Linked DNA regions of Mus musculus: region 1 is linked to region 2. A link is a loop called in an ENCODE intact Hi-C map of the cell type or tissue named here. Cell type or tissue: gastrocnemius. All regions are shown on one strand. Each heading gives the region's core, and the rest is flanking DNA. Links, peaks and the distances in the headings are about the cores only.

Evidence for each region. Hi-C counts contacts between places; a loop is a spot of excess contacts. Peaks named below come from ENCODE experiments on the same cell type or tissue, not always from the same donor. Only the 100,000 strongest peaks of a DNase experiment are listed, where the experiment ranks them.
Region 1: it touches region 2 in a loop (2.0-fold over the local background); 4 of 42 quality-filtered maps call a loop at or near these places.

The regions. Positions count from the first base shown.
Region 1 is chr15:8,034,091-8,042,418 of GRCm38, reverse strand. Wdr70 (WD repeat domain 70) reads left to right here. Exons shown (of 18, transcript NM_001081402.1): 8 at 6,535-6,688. Among named protein-coding and RNA genes, the nearest start is that of Wdr70, 61 kb to the left of the region's middle. In gastrocnemius, for the core only: CTCF peaks have their summits at 2,369 (motif pointing right) and 3,738 (motif pointing right); no DNase peak of the experiment used is centred there; H3K27ac peaks cover 877 bases.
Region 2 is chr15:7,808,950-7,817,219 of GRCm38, reverse strand. It overlaps Gdnf (glial cell line derived neurotrophic factor), which reads right to left and starts at 1,670. Exons shown (of 2, transcript NM_001301357.1): 1 at 1,455-1,670. The coding sequence starts at 1,605. In gastrocnemius, for the core only: CTCF peaks have their summits at 4,270 (motif pointing right) and 7,038; DNase peaks (open chromatin) are centred at 4,239, 6,147, 6,550, 6,868 and 5 more places; H3K4me3 peaks cover 4,574 bases; H3K27ac peaks cover 1,107 bases.

The DNA of each region.
Region 1 (8,328 bases), core at 54-8,053, 230 kb before region 2:
TGTACACGTGAAGAATGAGGGCAGCTTGCAGGAGCTGTTTCTCTCCTTTTGTCACAGGGGCCCTGGGGATCTAGCACAGAGCTTCAGGTTTGGCCATAGGCCGCTTTCCCCACTGAGCCCTCTCCTGGCCCTTGACCTTTGTTTTCAAGGCATTTTCTACCAGTTGTTTGGTTTTTAAAAATACATCTATTTAGAACTCAGTCCTTCCTTGCTTTACTTTAAAATATTCCAGCAAATAAGGCTTGGTAATGTGGTGTTTTTGTTGTTTTTTTGAGACACGGTCTTTCCATGTAGTCCTGGCTGTCTTTGGAACTCACAGTGTAGATCAGATTGGTCTTAAACTCATAGAATTGCCCCTGCCTTTGCTTCCTGAATGCTGAGATTGAAGACACATGCCACCACAATTGGCTTATAATGTGTTTTTGTTTATGGTACACACTCAGTCCTTATCCAAGCAGTGGTCCATGTCACTTTCCTGTATGGTCAGTTAGCGTTGCACTAAAAAGGCTTGACAAGGTGCGTCCGATAGCAGCCTTTTCTGTTTCTGCCCATATATGGGCGTCGCACATGCTGCTCCTTGTGGTATCCTTTTACTCCTTTGTCTCCTCCCCAGTACAGTCAGAGAAGAGTAAAGACTTGATTAGGCTTTATACTGTACTGATAGGTTCCTACATTAAGCGAATATTGCTGATACTAATGAAGGAATCACTTCACTGTGAAGTGAATTTATATATATATATATATATATATATGTGTGTGTATGTATGTATGTATATGTGTATGTATGTATGTATGTATATGTGTATGTATGTATGTATATACATACTTAACAGGACCTTTGTGGAGAAATAACTTGGTAATATGTAATACATAATAGTGATGAACTTGCTGGGTATGGTGGCGCATGCCTTTAATCCCAGCACTTGGGAGGCAGAGGCATGTGGATCTCTGAGTTCAAGGCCAGCCTGGTCTACAGAGTGAGTTCCAGGACAGCCAGGGCTATACAGAGAAACCCTGTCTCGAAAAACCAAAAAAAAAAAAAAGTGATGAACTTATTACCTATTCATGTTTGCTACATAGATTATTGATCTCATTGAGGCTTATATATTGGTGGTTGTTGGTATACATTTAGGCTACTTTATTGGTTCTTATATCTACCATCCTTTCCCCCGACTCTACCCCCCCATCCCTTCCAACCCCCAACTCCAGGTGGGAGAGAAAGGTTAGAGGGAAAGCAGGGCATAGATCTCGTTAGACTACTTGCTGACTAAGGGCATCAAGTTCCTGGGGCAAGTCCAGTCTTCATTGTCAAGATATCCCATTTCTTCTTCCCTGTTTGCGCATGACCACTTGACAAACAGTAGCAACGGGGGAGCAGCCGCTGCCTGTGGCTTTGGCATTTTTATATCCTCTCAAGGGTCCCCAGAGTTGCAAACAAAAATAAACTCTCTTCACCTGGCAGAATCACACCCCTGCCAAAGCACGAGACAAATCATACAGAGCTCTTGTGGAGAATCTAAAGCAGCTGATATGCCACCCCTGGGATCAAAACAGAAACATGTCCACATAAGATTTCTGCGTTTGTAAAGAGCCAGCGCTCTTACTGACATCGTGGACTCTGACCCACCAGGACAGTTAAGCAGGTTTTTTTTTTTTTTAAATAAGTTGCCTTGATCACGGTGTTTTGTCACAGCATAGAAAATTAACTACAGTATAGGCACCTCTGGTTTTCTTTTTCTTTGACTTCTGTACTTTCAGTTATTTGTTGTTAGTTGCAGCCATTCTTTTTGTTCTGTAAATTGTCCAGATTTGTCCACTAGAAACCTTTAATACTATTTTGACATGACTTTATATGTATTTAAAAGCTTATTGTCTGTTCTGTCTGTCTGTGTTTAAATGACAAAGTCTTATTGATTCTTAAACGTTTTTAATAAACCTAATTTTAGAAATTTTATTTATGGAAAAGTGACATTAAAATTTCAGAAATGAAGTTTATTAACTGAGGATAATACCAAGATACAGATTCTCAATATGTTTGTTGTCCTGGAATATCAGTAGCTTTAGGCAGATTATTGATGGTAACTTATATGAGTCACACAGTGCTTCTCATTCTAGCCCAGTGTCGCTGGGTTTTTCATTCTGTCTTTAATTCTGTTTTGCATCTCCTCTTCTGAGCACACGTACAGTGTGAGTGATCTAGTGATCTGTTCTTGGTATTTAGACAACAGAGAAGTAGAACCTCTTGTGCTATGGAAAGTATTCTTTATGTTCCCTACCCTCTGTGACAGTCACTGCAGATAACTAGTGAATATTGGAAATACAGTTACCAGGTTGTACTGGTGTGAGTGTAGGAGCCCACGGAGGCCAGAAGAGGGTGTCAGACATCGTGGAGCCGAGCTGCAGGCAGTTGTGAACTGCTTCACATGGCTGTGGGGAGGAACATGCATTCTTAACTGCAGAACCATCTCTCAGCCTCTCGTGCATTCTTCAAAAGTGAAATATGGGGGGGGGTGTATGTTTCATTTAGTTTCACTGTCTTAACTGAATTGAGTCATTATTCCAGCCCCTGATTCTAGCACTCAGTACATAATGACCAGTCCTTCTTTTTTGCCAGTTAGAAGTTGAATGAAGATGCAGTAAGATCTCTTTTAGCTAACAACAGTTGAATATGGCAGTTGGACTTTGGCCTGCAATTAGAACCCTTTCTTTTTGTGCTGTGAATCTGTTCTTTAGAGTTCCTTGAAGCAGCTGAAGGTAATCTAGCTTGGAGTAACTGGTGTTTTCTGACACCATCCTATAGAAATAGGTCCTATAGAAATAGTGGGTCGCACCACACCCCACTCACTTCCTTGGCCTGTTCCCGGCACTGCATTATACATGTTGGGTCCATAGCCCTCTGCCTACAGGTTCCATATCCACAGAGTTAGTCAACTGCAGATTAAGACAAAGTATTGGACAAGCTTGCCTGAGAGACCTGAGCACCTGTAGATTTTGCTAACTGCAGTGTCCCTTGAGTTAGTTCTTCCTGGGAATCGAGGGATGATCAAATGATAACTATAAATATAAGTATGATCTTATTCTTTGGAAATTAAGAAGTAATACTAGTAACTACTTGTTTCAAGGTCTCTAGTGGGTATCTTTATGCATATTATTATTATTATTTAATTTTGAATAAATGTTACGTTAGTATATAGGTGTTTGCTTGCATGTGTGTATATGAATCAAGTGTGTTTTTGAGGCCAATGAGAGTGTCAAATCCCCTGGAACTGCACTTATGGATGTAGTTGCTGGGAACCATGTCTTATTCAAGAGTAAACAAGTGCTCTTAACCTTTGGCCATTTCTCCAGTTCTGATGTATAATATTATTTCAATCTATAAGTTAAGTTTTATTCTCAACATTTATTTATTTATTTATTTATTATTTTATTTATTTACATTCCAAATGTTGCTGCCCCAGTCCCCCCTTCCAGAGTTATTCACGCCCCTCCTTCTCCTCTGAGAGGGTGCTTCCCTGGGGCATCAAGTCTCTAGAGGATTAGGTGCATCCTTCTCCCACGAGGCCAGATAAGACATTCATCTGCTACAAATGTGCCGGGGGCTTCAGAGCAGCCCACGTCTGCTCTTTGGTTGGTGGCTTAGTCTCTGGGAGCTCCCAGGCGTCTGGGTTAGTTGACACTGTTGGTTTGATTTCTTATAGTTGGGTGTTTTATCTGCATGTGCCCCACATGCACGCAATGCTTGCAGAGGCCAGATGAGGGCATTGTGTCCCCTAGAATTGGCATCACAGATGGTTGTAAGAAGCCATGCAGATGCTGAGAAGTGAACCCAGGTCTTCTGGAAGATCAGAGAGTGCCTTTAAGCACTGAGGCAGCTCTCCAGCCCCACTGTGTAATACTGTTTTTACAACTTATCCCAATCCTGTGAGTTAAGTATTATTCTCCTTATTCAATGGAGGAAGCCGGGACTCAGCAGAATGACCCAGGTAGCATGAGCATGCTGTGGCCCAGGAACATCTCTGTCTAGTCTTGCTACTGTTCCTGTGTGCGGGTTTTCTGTAATATAAGACAGCGGGGAGCAGAAGGGCTTGCTCATCCTCATACAGCCAGTTAGCAGAGCGAGGGTTTGGATCTCTAGATTTCTGACTCACATTCCGGTGCACTTTTCACTACAGCCGGACACCTTGGCTCATGAGCCCCAAGTGACGGCCCTGGACAGCTGTGTTTATCTGTCTTGCATGTCCCAGCTTGTTTTGCTAGCTAAGCAAAAGGTACTTACAGGATCCTCAGTCTTCACCTCCCCACTCCCCTCACTCTCGTAGTCTCCCCCTTTGCCCTGTGAATAACTTCACAGAAGGAGTTGTGCAATGCTACTAAGCCATCATCTGGTGTCAGAGTGCCTCCCTGAGAACACTCACTTCCTCATGACTCCACTTTACTGTCAGATTGGCTTTCTCTGTTCCCTCTTTGATCAGAATCTTAGTAGTATAGGCAGGAATTTGAAGAGCAGATGTACTACCCCTTGGACAAGCCCTTTCATTCTCCTCAGTACTGTGTCTAATGACTCCTAATCCCGTCCTTTTAACTCTGTGGCCAGCAGAATTAAGAGCAAAGTGGGACAGGAATGATGAGGTTGGAACTGAACATTCTCATTTGAGCACTGGCAAAGTGGACTACAGAGAGCACACGAAAATGCTAACGTTTTTCTTCCTAGCCGAAAAGCAAAGCAGTACCCATGTGGGTTGCTGAAGATGTAGGTCTCCCTCTGAATATAAACAGTGTTGGTAGAGTGGTTCCAGAGAGATGGGACCCCTGCCTGCTTCTACTCCCTCTCCTTAAAGTTTGCTATTTTTAAGATTTTTAACTTCCCTTTGAAAACAAAAATCAATCACCAGAAAACAGTGATAATGCATAGGACCAGATCTCTTAGGCTTGATTGAAGAAAATTAACACTTCCCAATGGGAGTGCTAGTAACAGAGGTCTGTCTTACACGCTAGCAAGTTCTCACAGTCTTACTAAAAGACCTTTGTTGAGCAGTCTCAACTGTTTAATTATCAAAGATTTGATGTGTTTTATGTATAAAACCACAATTGGTCTAAATAGACTCTAATTTTCTCAGTTCCTGATTGATTGCCTAAAATTTGATCTGTCAGAGTCTTACTAGAGTGTAGAAATGTGATGTAATTTGATCAGAAACACTTTAATAAGATTGCTGACTCTACTAGAAGCTATGTAAAGACTATGCAAGCACACAAGCAGCATCCTCTGTCTCTGGGGCTGACGGACAACATTCGAGGAGGAGCCCTGGGTTGAGATCCAGGCCTTCTCTGAAAGGGCATGGCTGTGCCTCTCACTGGATCGAGAGAGGTGGCTCTGGTTCTGATAGCAATTTCCCCATTAGTGGTAGGCCTTCAGTGGGCAGGGGGAAGAAAGAAAGAGACAAAGGAAAAGGAAAGAACAGAAAGAAACTGAGGGAAAGAAAAAAAAATTTCTCACGCCTTTAATCCCAGTATTTGGGAGGCAGAGGCAGGTGGATCTCTAAGAGCTTGAAGCCAGCCTGGTCTGTAAAGCGAGTTCCAGGCCAGCCAGGGCTGCATCGAGAAACAGTGAATGAACAAAAGGGAAAAACCAAATAAAGGCATCTAGGTTTAAAAGTATAATAAGGGCCAATAGCAATGCTCCATGGTAAATGCTCAACCACCCTGACAACCTGGCTGCGAATCCTAGAACCTGTCTTCAAAGGATAGAGCTGGCTTCTGAAAGTTGTTTCCCACCTCCATATGGTCCTCTTCTGCACACGTGCACAGAGTTTAAATAACTAGATACAAAATGCAAAAGCTACAAAAAGTAAAACCACTGCTAACACCCAGTACAGTGATTTCTAAACCAGGAATCACAGCAGTAAGCAAAAGTGAGGTGACGGAGTTGCTTGTTCTCAGTAGTGGGCAGGGTCAGTTGACCTTGGGGACTCTTGTTTGTGTCATTTGTCAGTGTCTAGACTTCCTGTGGTTGTCACCTCTTCTCAGGACATCAAGGTTGCTCTTTTTAAATTTTTTTTATTACATTTACTTTGTGTGTGTGTGTGTGTGTGTGTGTGTGTGTGCATGCATGCCCACACATTCCATGACATGCACAGAGGTCAGAGGACAAATTGCTACTAGTTGGTTCTGTCTTTTATCAACTTGGGTCCTAGGATGAACTCAGGTCCTCAGGCTTGGCAGCCAGCAAGGTACCCTCATTTCTTTTTTCTTTTTCTTTTTTAAAATGTTGTAGTTAACAAATAAGATACAGCTTTAAAAATTATGCAGATAAGTTTATTGGAAAAGAGCCAGGATATTCATGAGTTGGTTGGATTGAAAGTGTAAGTTTTAGGAGGTTTTGGTAAATTACTGTGGGACATGGGGGGATGATTTTGTGCTTTTTGGAATTATTAATTTTACACTTGTATAACATTTTTTACTGACTATGCTAAATGTAGCAAAAGTATTAAAAAACCCCTCTGTTTCATTAGACTGTTTTGTTTTTCTTTCTTATAGCCATCAGATCAAGTCGTTACAGTACAGTAACACAGGAGACATGATTCTTGTTGTTTCTGGAAGCTCACAGGCCAAGGTTATTGACAGAGATGGTTTTGAAGTCATGGAGTGTATAAAGGGAGACCAGTATATCGTAGACATGGCCAACACCAAGGTAAGTATGGACGGTGTTTAATGGATTTGAGTTCAGGGCTCCTTTTCTCTCCCTCTGCCGTCCCTCCTCATTCCATTCTCTCACTTTCTCCCTCTCCTTCTTCCTCTGCTCCACCCCTCATGCACTCCCTCCCTCTCTCCCCTCTCCCTCCCTCCCCTTCTACACTCCTTTCTCTCTCCTCTTGCTTCACTGACCATCCCGTCTTCCTTCCCTCTTTTTCCTTCTCCTCCTCTTCTTCCTCCTCTTCCACTTCTTTCTCCTATTCCTTCTCCTCCATTCTGGGCCTGCCTCAGTTTTCTGAGTGTGGGGTTACAGCACCCTATCCTATCTGGTCAGCACATTTACTAACAAGTAGTTTCAGTTGTCATGTAGTAATTTCTCCTGAAAGTTAGTATGTTAAGTGAGTGCTACTTTGCTGCTTCTCACAGTTGTGTGGATTGTTTGGGAGGTTTTAGGTAGGATAGTGTCACCAGGCCTCCCTCAGATGGTCACAGTTGCTGTACAAGCCCGTGGCCTCTTTGTCTCCTTTCTCCCTCAGGCCCTGCCCCTCATGTGCCTGCTCTCACTCTGAGTCACCTTCCCTCTGTCATCTGCTTGTAGATTGAGCCTTCTTCCAACATGCTGGAAATTGTTTAGTATAATATACTTCATAGTGTAATTTTGAGTTCTGTATTTGTGAACTCACCTATATACTTAAACTTTTTATAACCCCAGATTCATACACATTGCACCTTCCTGGCTATATGTGAATGTGTGTTTACAAAGAGCAGCGAAAATGTGACTCTGAACAAGATAGCACTATCTTTTATTTCCTGTCTCAGAACTTGGATTTTAGTCAGGGTTCTTAAATGTCTTTTGTTGATGACTTTGGTATTTTAAATGACTCCCTGACATGACGTTGAAAGGGCTACGGTGCTGTCTGGTGTTCTCCAGCACAAGTCTGTGGTATGTATTATAAAGACAATGCTTGTGTCAGTCAAGCTATATTGAGGTACAAGCTAAATTGCCATTGACTATGAACCCAATGTTAATGAATCAGCAATATAAATTAAACAAGGTGTCCTTAAACACAGACACATATCAAATAAATTATGTATTGATCGGTTGAAAGTATGACCAGAGACTTTTCGGAGCCCATTTAAATGCTTATTCAGCATACCAAGATGATAACACACGAATGAGGAAAATTGGCTATAATCTATTTTAATTGCTGTGGGTGAATTATTAGATTCAGCCGACATAATGTGTTTTCAGATTGTCCCATGTTGAACCTGTAGAGATGCCTGTCTACAGGGTAGGATCACAATCTTTTGTTTATTGGTAGATTATTAATGGACCCTGAACATTTGGTAATTTTCCAAACATTTGAATACAATTTAAATATTAATTTTATACTAAAACTGCAGTGGTGACTTGACTTTTTTTTTAATATTTTTATTATGTATTTTCCTCAATTACATTTCCAATGCTATCCCAAAAGACCCCCATACCCTCTCCCCAACCCCCCACCCACTCCCACTTTTTGGCCCTGGCGTTCCCCTGTACTGGGGCATATAAAGTTTGCGTGTCCAATGGGCCTCTCTTTCCAGTGATGGCCGACTAGGCCATCTTTTGATACATATGCAGCTAGAGTCAAGAGC
Region 2 (8,270 bases), core at 1-8,000:
ACGTGGGAGAAGAAAGGCATTCCTTCCGTGGAGCTGTAAACTGTTCACACTGAGTTCTAAAGCCATTAACTTGGAAGAATTAGTGGGAAGCAAGCCCCGGTAGACAGGATACTAATATAGCAATTAAACCCCCATGAATTAATCAGAATGCAATCAAACAGTCAGAGTTCTCTCCACTGATACCTGAATTTGAGAACTATTATTATCTGCCACTCTGCCCCTGTCCCTTTGGTTTGCCCTTTTGCAATGGTTAAATGAAGACAACAACAGAGGGCATTTAGAATTTCAATCAGAGAAATATTTGTACGCCCTAAGCTTGGGATTGAAGTGAGGCTCTTTAAAGATGAGTTTAATTGACAGGTCTGGGTCTGAATTTCAAGGGACCAACTACGTTCCTTTTAAACCACAAATCACTCCCAAAATCCTTATAAAATTCTATCCCCCCCGCCCCTTTTTGACCCTTATACAAGAAGCCATTTTTGTTGTTGAAATGAAACACTTGCCACATTCTGCCTGTTTTCTTGTCCAGGGCCAAGGGTTTCTGTACGTCCTGGGCTGACTCAAGCTTTCCCTGGTGGTCATAACCACAGGGCACTTCAAATGCAAACCTTCAAAGCCACTCGTTCTAAGGGGTGAGGTGGGTGGCCGCTGAGTATTTTGAGATTGTATCAACTTTTCTGTTGCCACCTTTTAACCTAGATACTTTCATTTTCTCTGTAACTCCTTTCCTGTCTATCTGACTTTACCCGTATGGACTTCTGAGGACTGGAGGATAGGTTGTAATTGCTCGCTTCTAGAAGGCATTAGCTTTGGAGCAGTAAATCACAGACTTGTTTTAAGAGTACCCTGCGTTTGTTGTGGTTGTTGTTTTTGAGTTAGCACTGTGCATTCTGAACGTTTCTCCCTTTCAGTCCACTTTGCACTAGTCACCCTGGACTCTTCCTATAGCAGAACTCTTCTGAACAGAATTGACACTAGGCAGATGCTAGCTCTGGAAATGGAGGTCCTTCTGTGTTTTCTCTCTGGCTGGCCTTTCTCACAAAACTCCTTGCAAGTGCAGTTCAGGATGAAAATGCAAGAGGGTTTTAGCAAGGCACAGTAAAATAGCCTTAAAAGAAAGATCCTGCTGTGTATTCTTAGAGGGGCAGGGAAGTAAGGGGTTGGGGGCAATGTGTGTGTGCCCTGGTTGTGGTTGTGATGGTGGCGATAGTGGGATATTTGTTGATGAGAATGATAAAGGGACACTATTCCACATCCTCTGTATTTGCAAGGCGCCTGGAAACCCTTGGGCAGCGGCATGCAGCTGAGTACCCTTAAGGGCCTCCCAGCCCTTCCCACTTAGTGGAGAGGCGCACAACCTTCCCGGCTGGCCCGGGTGACTGCGTGCGTGCATGCTGCGGTAGGGTGCCCTGGGGTCCGCCGGATGATGCCCCCGGGGAGGGAACGGTTCTTACAGTCACTGGTCAGCGCGAAGGGCACGCGGCGGTGGCCGAGGGAGTGGTCTTCAGCGGGCGCTTCGAGAAGCCTCTTACCGGCGGGCAGCGGGAAGGCAGACGCGGTGTGGAGCAACACCAGGCAGACAGCCACGACATCCCATAACTTCATCTTAGAGTCCCGTCCGGCGGCGGCACCTGCGCGGGCGGGCAGCGGGGAAGAGAACCGCACCAGGCAAGTTAGGCTCAGACGCCCAGGACCCTGGTGCTGACTGCAGGGCAGCCTCTTCACCACTTCCCTGCCCCCCCCCCCAACCTGCTCCCAACTCACAGCCTCTCCGCCCGCACTGCTTTTGATCGGTGCTTCCCTAAGCACCCCGCCCTTGTTCTGGTTTACTGCCCGCCCATCTTCCTTCATCCCTGGTACACCCCAGGTGCAGCTCGCATTCCCAACGGGTGCACTGCTGACCACTCTTCGGTCCTCCAGCCTCCAACTTCCAGAGGTCAGATTATGGACATAAATTTATACCACAACTCCGGGCCCGTTGCTTCTACTGGCTCGCGCGACATCCCATATTCCCGGGGGGCGGGGGCGCACGGGGTAGCCCCCATCTGGCTACCTTTGCCCGGCCCTCGACAGACAGAGACCACCCTTCCCCTCCCCAGCAACTCCCATATGTGAGCTCTGGAAGCCATCCTTTCGCTGATGCAAACAACAGGCTTTTTACCTCTGGGACTAAAATCAAGCTCACCTATCTGTCCCAGGCTGGACCTTTCTTCTAACTAGGCAGGGTGTAGGCTCAGGCTTGGTGGAAACACTTGCCCTCCCTCTGTCTACCTTTTAAACATCCTGGCTAAGTGAAAGAAAAAAATGTCACCAGAACAAGTTCATGTGACTTTGCAGACTCTGGCCTGCATAAAAGTGCCAAGTTAAGTCACTTAACTTCGGAAGCATCGGTTTGGCTTAAAATACCAGTTCCACTTCTTAGGATCATTAACTCACGAACAAGTCCAGAAAGTGCCCAATAAATGTTTTACCACTGTTAGTAGGCGGCGACTGGATCTATCTTGACATTTAAAGCCCTCCGTGGTATACCCGAACACGCCCTTGATTTTAGTTTTGCAGCTTTGTGAAGTTTTGGTCCTAATTCTGTCCCTCTCAGCAGAGATGCTATCTTTCGGTTCCCCTAGCTACTCCAGGACCCAGGACCGTAGTAAGAGTCCTGAACACCGAGTCCTTTGGACTCTTAAGACCTCACATCTCTAGAAAGGAAGAAGGCCTTGCAGTCTGGGGTGAGCTTGCTAATAAAGAAGGCTATGTTCACTTGGCGAAAAGTCCCATCCAAAGAGACGGGGGAAGAGAGATTGAATCACTTCGGGTATGGTGGTACTCTGTCACTCACAAGTCCCGTTGTTCCAGCATGGGGAATTGGCTGGGGAGCATTCTCAAATCAGGTAAATCATGCATTTTGAGAAAACAGTCTTGACATTTTTAATGGGGGAGGGCAAATCAGTTTTCAGGTACACACACACACACACACACACACACACACACACACACCTCCCTGCACCTTTCCTATTAGTCTCCAGGCTTTTGCTTCTCTCTCCTTTCCGGGGTACATCCCTCCCGCCCCTCACAATCTCCACCCAGAATTCCAGTCTAGGTCCCTAGATAAGGCCACTAGGAAAGCATTTAATTCGGCTGCCACCTCCCACTGCTGCGGAGACGAATTCATTTTCCATCCCTTGGGCGTCTGTTTTCTCCGCAGCTGTTGGGTTCGGAGATTGGGAAGCGACGGAACCACACAGCTCCGGGGTTCCGGCTGCGCGGGCTGGCTCGAACACCCCAGAGGAGGGGGAAAAAAAAAGACTCCCCTGGCTCCCGCCCCTCACGCAGCAGTGCAGAGAGGCGCTTCGCGAGCGGGGAGCGGGGGGGGGGGGGGAAGGCAAGGCCTCCGGGGTGCTAGCTTTGCCAGCTCTCGGGTGCGTGCGAAATGGCTGGCAGTCCCGAGCGGCAGGGAGGCGCGGGGTTAAGGCGCGGTCCTGGATCGCCGTGCCGGTCGGCAGGAAGCGGCGGAGGCACCAGATTTCCCTTCCGCATTAAGAGGGTTTTCCTATTTATTTATTTATTTATTTATTTATCTATCTCAGTTTGGCTCACGGAAAGCTTTTAAAATTGGACATGGCGAGCCTCGATCAGAAGCGAGGCGACGCTGGCAAAGGAGGAAAACACTTGAAACATTCACTCTCTGCCTCGCCAAAGGAGACTCTCCATCTTATTGTAAGCGGGCAGCATCGGGCTTCCCGAAAGCACCCCGCCCCCAATCCCGAGGAGGTGCAGGAACACTCTTCTCTGAGAGACGCGGGACCCGCTCTTCGCTCCTCTCTGAGCCGCTCTTTAATTGGTGGCACTTGCTCCCCCCCAACACCCGGGTGGGGATGGGGTGTGCATCTCCCTGGATGCTCTTCCAAGGAGTCCATCTGGGCCCCGCCCCGCATCCCTACTTTTCTTTTTACCGATTTCTACCCTGAAGCGTTGGCCAGACCAGTTCCCGCCGCGCGTGGCCTTTGCTGCGCGTGCTTAAGGCACCGGCCCGCGCGGGGTACCAAGCTTTTACTCCGAGGTTGACTCTGCTAAGTGAACCCCATTCTCTCTCGGACTTGGAAAGCCGGTTCTACTCTGCATCTGGGATCAACTCATCCCAGCGGGGCAGAGGGATCGCTCTGTGCATTTGGGCACCAGGTGGGACCTAGGACGGGGGCTGAAGGATGCTCAGAAAAGCCGCGGTAGGGACTGCCAAATCGCCGCTCACCAATTCTGAGTTCCCGGCACCAGGGGGCACTAGAAACCGCTCGGGCCTTGTCTTCCCGCGGCGGGTAGGCTGGATTGTCATTTAAAAATATAAAACAGTAGAAGAACCAATGTTTCTACCACATATCCCCATACTAGTGCAGGGACCTATAGACGTCCTTATGTGAATCCTCACTTTTCGGGTTTCTATTCTTTGATTCTCTTTCCCCATATCCTGTCTCCTCATTTCACCTGAGGTGGTTGGCAACCTACTTTTAGACCCCCTAATCCTCTATCACCTAGAAAACTCTGCAGTGGGTGGCCGCTCCCTGCCACCAGTGCCCCCCCCCCCCCCGCACATTTTGGGGCTAGCAGGCTGGAAAGTTTGTCTGGGATTTGCTTTCAAGACCTGGTGGCCTGGGAGGAGAGTTTACTATAAATTCGGGTGTTTCCTGTAGGGTCTGGGCAGAAATTACTAAAAGATCTGTTGCTTGTATTCACTGTGCTCAGTGTCCTTGACTGAGGACGCATTCTCTTACCACTGCCCTATAAGTGGCCAGCCCAAGATGGAGAAAGGGAGAAAATATGGGATGCTTCCCGGGGAAAAAAGCCAGGGGTGGTTCTGTTTATTAGAGGAGCCAAGGTAGAGTTCTAGGCCCCAGAGCACAAGAATCTCGTGCAGATGCGGGCTAGAAACGCCGCGGGCTAACCGGACACTACACACTTGTCACTTGTTTAAAAGACACCTCCCCCACCAAAGCTCAGAGAGAGGGAGGGCATGGTCAGGGCAAGAAAGAAACTGCGAATCCGTCTTTGGAGGTTTGGAGAGAGGAGGAGCATAATTACTGGGCTAGTTGCATCTTAAACACGTATTCAAAACACCGAGGAAGCGTGAGTCGAGCGCTCTCTAACATATTCCCTAAAGGAACTGGCAGAGTTGCCTTTATCCCGGTCAAAGAGCACAAACTTGGCGAACTCAGGGCTAAGTTAGACAAGCTTCCCGTGGTGTACCCATCCGCCCTGCAGGCAGATTCTGCTACAGGCAAGATTGCAAGCAGGGAGGAACCTGTTAAAGTGCCTTCCTACTCCCGATTCATGGGTTCCTTTTCCCTGCGTGGGGCTGGAAACCATCCCCATTCAAAATCTGCCTTGAAGTGGTACAAAGTAGTGTGTGGGTGGGGGTGAGGGGGTGTTGGGGGAAGAGACACAGAGTGCCAAAGAGAAGAGGAAGAGGTAATTAAAACAATCACCCCAAGGCCTGGCGGGGACCTGGAGGGTTCCTAAGAGTCTTTCCAGACAGAATCCTAAGGCCGAGGCGCTCGCTGTAAGGAGCTACTTCCCTAATCTCGACCCCGCATAAGGGCATTTACAAAGTTGAAGCAAAAGGCCAGAGGAGGGGAGGAATTCCGCTTTGCAAAATCTCTCTAGAGGAGGCGAGCCCTCTATTTTTAGGTTCACAGCACCTTTGCAGCCCTCCTTCCCAGGGCTTAGCTTTCTCCCAGAACAGACCCAAACAAGCTCAACAGTAAGTAACATTCCGAGCTATGATAACGCTGCAGTTGCACTCTGGAAAAGACGCTGGCTGCGGTGGGTTAGTAGCTAGCCAAGTCTCGCACGCTGGGTTCCAGGACTGTACAGAGCGAGGTAGGGGAATTACCCTTCTCTGGCTTTTCAGGGTTCCAGGACACCAGGGTCTCTGTCTGTACTTTTTTTGTTCAAGCGGAAAAGACAACCTATCCTCCGCAAGTCTAGCCTCCCTCCGGTTCCTAGCCTTCCTACTTTACACTCGGTCGCCCGCTTGGGGTCCAGCCGCGCCCTTCTGCCTTCAGACGACGCAACCGCCGCCCGCCCTGTCCCCTCCAGCACGTTTCCCTCTCTTACCTCGGATCCGGTCTCCGTAGACCCCCAGTTGGACATTAACTCCAAGTGGCCCGAATCCCATCCAGGAGACCCATCCGGACCTCGGGCAGGAGCGCGGGGCCCCGCCCAGAAGGTCGGGAGCAAGAGCACGCAATCCAGGGGTCGCGCCGGGCAGCGAGGACACGCAGGAGGCGGCGGCCACCGTGCCAGCCGCCGCCGCCGCCGCCGCGAGGAGGGCGAAGGCTGCCGACACCTCGCACACCGGCCTCCTGGACCCCAAGAAGACTAAGTCTGAGCAGCCGCCCCTGCCTTGGCTGAGGAGTGGCACGGCTGCGCGCGCGGCGCTCGCTCTGGGCTGGAGCAGCACGGGGCCCCGGGCGCTGCGGGTGGCTCCGAGGCGGTCGCCTCACTCTGCACCTCCTCGGGGCGCGGTGGCTGCGAGTGCGAGGCGGGCCTGTCTGATGCTGCCGAGGTCTTGCCTGGAGATCCGAACGAGACACCACGTCAAACCGCGCTGGCAGTCCCTTGAAGACATGAGGGCGCCAGGAGCGCAGGCTGGCCGTGGAGAGCCCGGGCCAGAGGGCCGGGATTGGGGAGTAGGGGGGCGCCGAACCGGGAGGGGGGAGGGGAGGGGGTCCGGCGGCAACGGCGGCCTGAGTGTGGGGGAGGGACGGAGATCCGGGCAAAAGGCACCGGAGCTGCGGGAGCCCGGTGCGGGGTGCGAGTGGGTGACTCCGAGAGCCTCTTCACGGGGCTTGCAGGAACCGCGGCGGGGCTCGCGTTTTCTAGCAGGGTAGATCCACAGGAACGTGCGCTGAGCTCGGCTCACAGCAGCCCCAGGGGGCAATCGCAACTTGGTAAAAGCGTCTGGCGCTCCGAGGGAGGGCGCTCTGCCTGCTGGAGGCTACCTCGGCGCTTTCCTCGTCCCCTTCGAAGGCTGTCCTTCCTCCTCCGAGTGTCCTGCCCTCCCGGTTTTCTGCAGGACAGAAGGCAGGGGCGAGAAGACAAGCAGCCTGCACCGAGAAGTTTTCCCAGCACCGAGAAGAAGAAGCGCGGAACAGCCGAGAGAGGAGAACAGAGTGTTTGCCAGGGCACGCTGCAAGTGGGGATGCATTTATAGAGCTCTCACTGCGTGACGTGCCCTCCAGTGGCTTTTCTGATTCGCTTTCTGACCTAAACACACATTAGTTTAGTCCCCAGGCTAGGGCCAACACGGTCTCCAAATATCTGCTGGCTGAAGTCAGAGGCTTTGCATATCATGTATTACATGGCCGGCAATGAAGAAGGCTTCTGAGGTTGGCCGGCTTCTCAGACCTAGGCTTCATTTCCATGCTGTTGTAATACAATACCAGACGTGGGGTAGGCACATACATTCAAAATCACAATTCCAGAGGCGTAAGATCACTTGATCAGGGAGAGGTCAGGGAAGGTAGGGCATAAACCTGCCTTTGTTCAAGAGTTTTGAAAAAGTTATTTGGCGAACCTAAGCAAGGACTGGGTGCAGTTTCCAGCGAGAGGGACTCAGCCTTCCTTCTAGCGCTCTGAAAAAAGGGGGAGAGGACAGACCTTTTTCTGCATTTTCTCCTGTTGGTTAGCTGAACACCAGAAGCCAGGAGCCTTCTTTGTAGAGGACAAGAGGAGGACAGGCTCTTGCACCCTTTGCATATGGCTGAACTGTAAATACGTCCCATCCACATAGGTATGGAATCCGGTCTGTCTTTGATATGTGCTAAATAAGGTAGGTCTCTGCTAGGGAAACCTGTTTACCGGCAGCCACCGACCGGGCTTGAATGTAGTAGGACCTCCTTAATTTTATTAGTCGGAGAAGGTGAAAGCATAAACAGGCTCAATTGACATCTACACCCCTCTCCTCTTATGACTCATCCAGTTGTTGGGGAGTATGTGTTCTGGAAGAAGCTGAGACAATAGATAGGGGTAATGTGTGTGGCAATGTGGGGGGGAAGATGACATATTATTACAAGTACCCAGAGTCAAAGATCAGCCACTTTAGAGGCTTATCAGTGAAGTTATTGTGGGCAGGGAAATTGTTCTTTCTAACTTACTGTGATTGAGAGATTAAACCTAGTGCAAACCAGCTCTTTCAACAACACCTTGCAGGGAAGCAAGGATGCTCTCTGTTGTCTACAGAGTGTGATGGGTGCTTCCTTCTTTGATAGATGCATAGT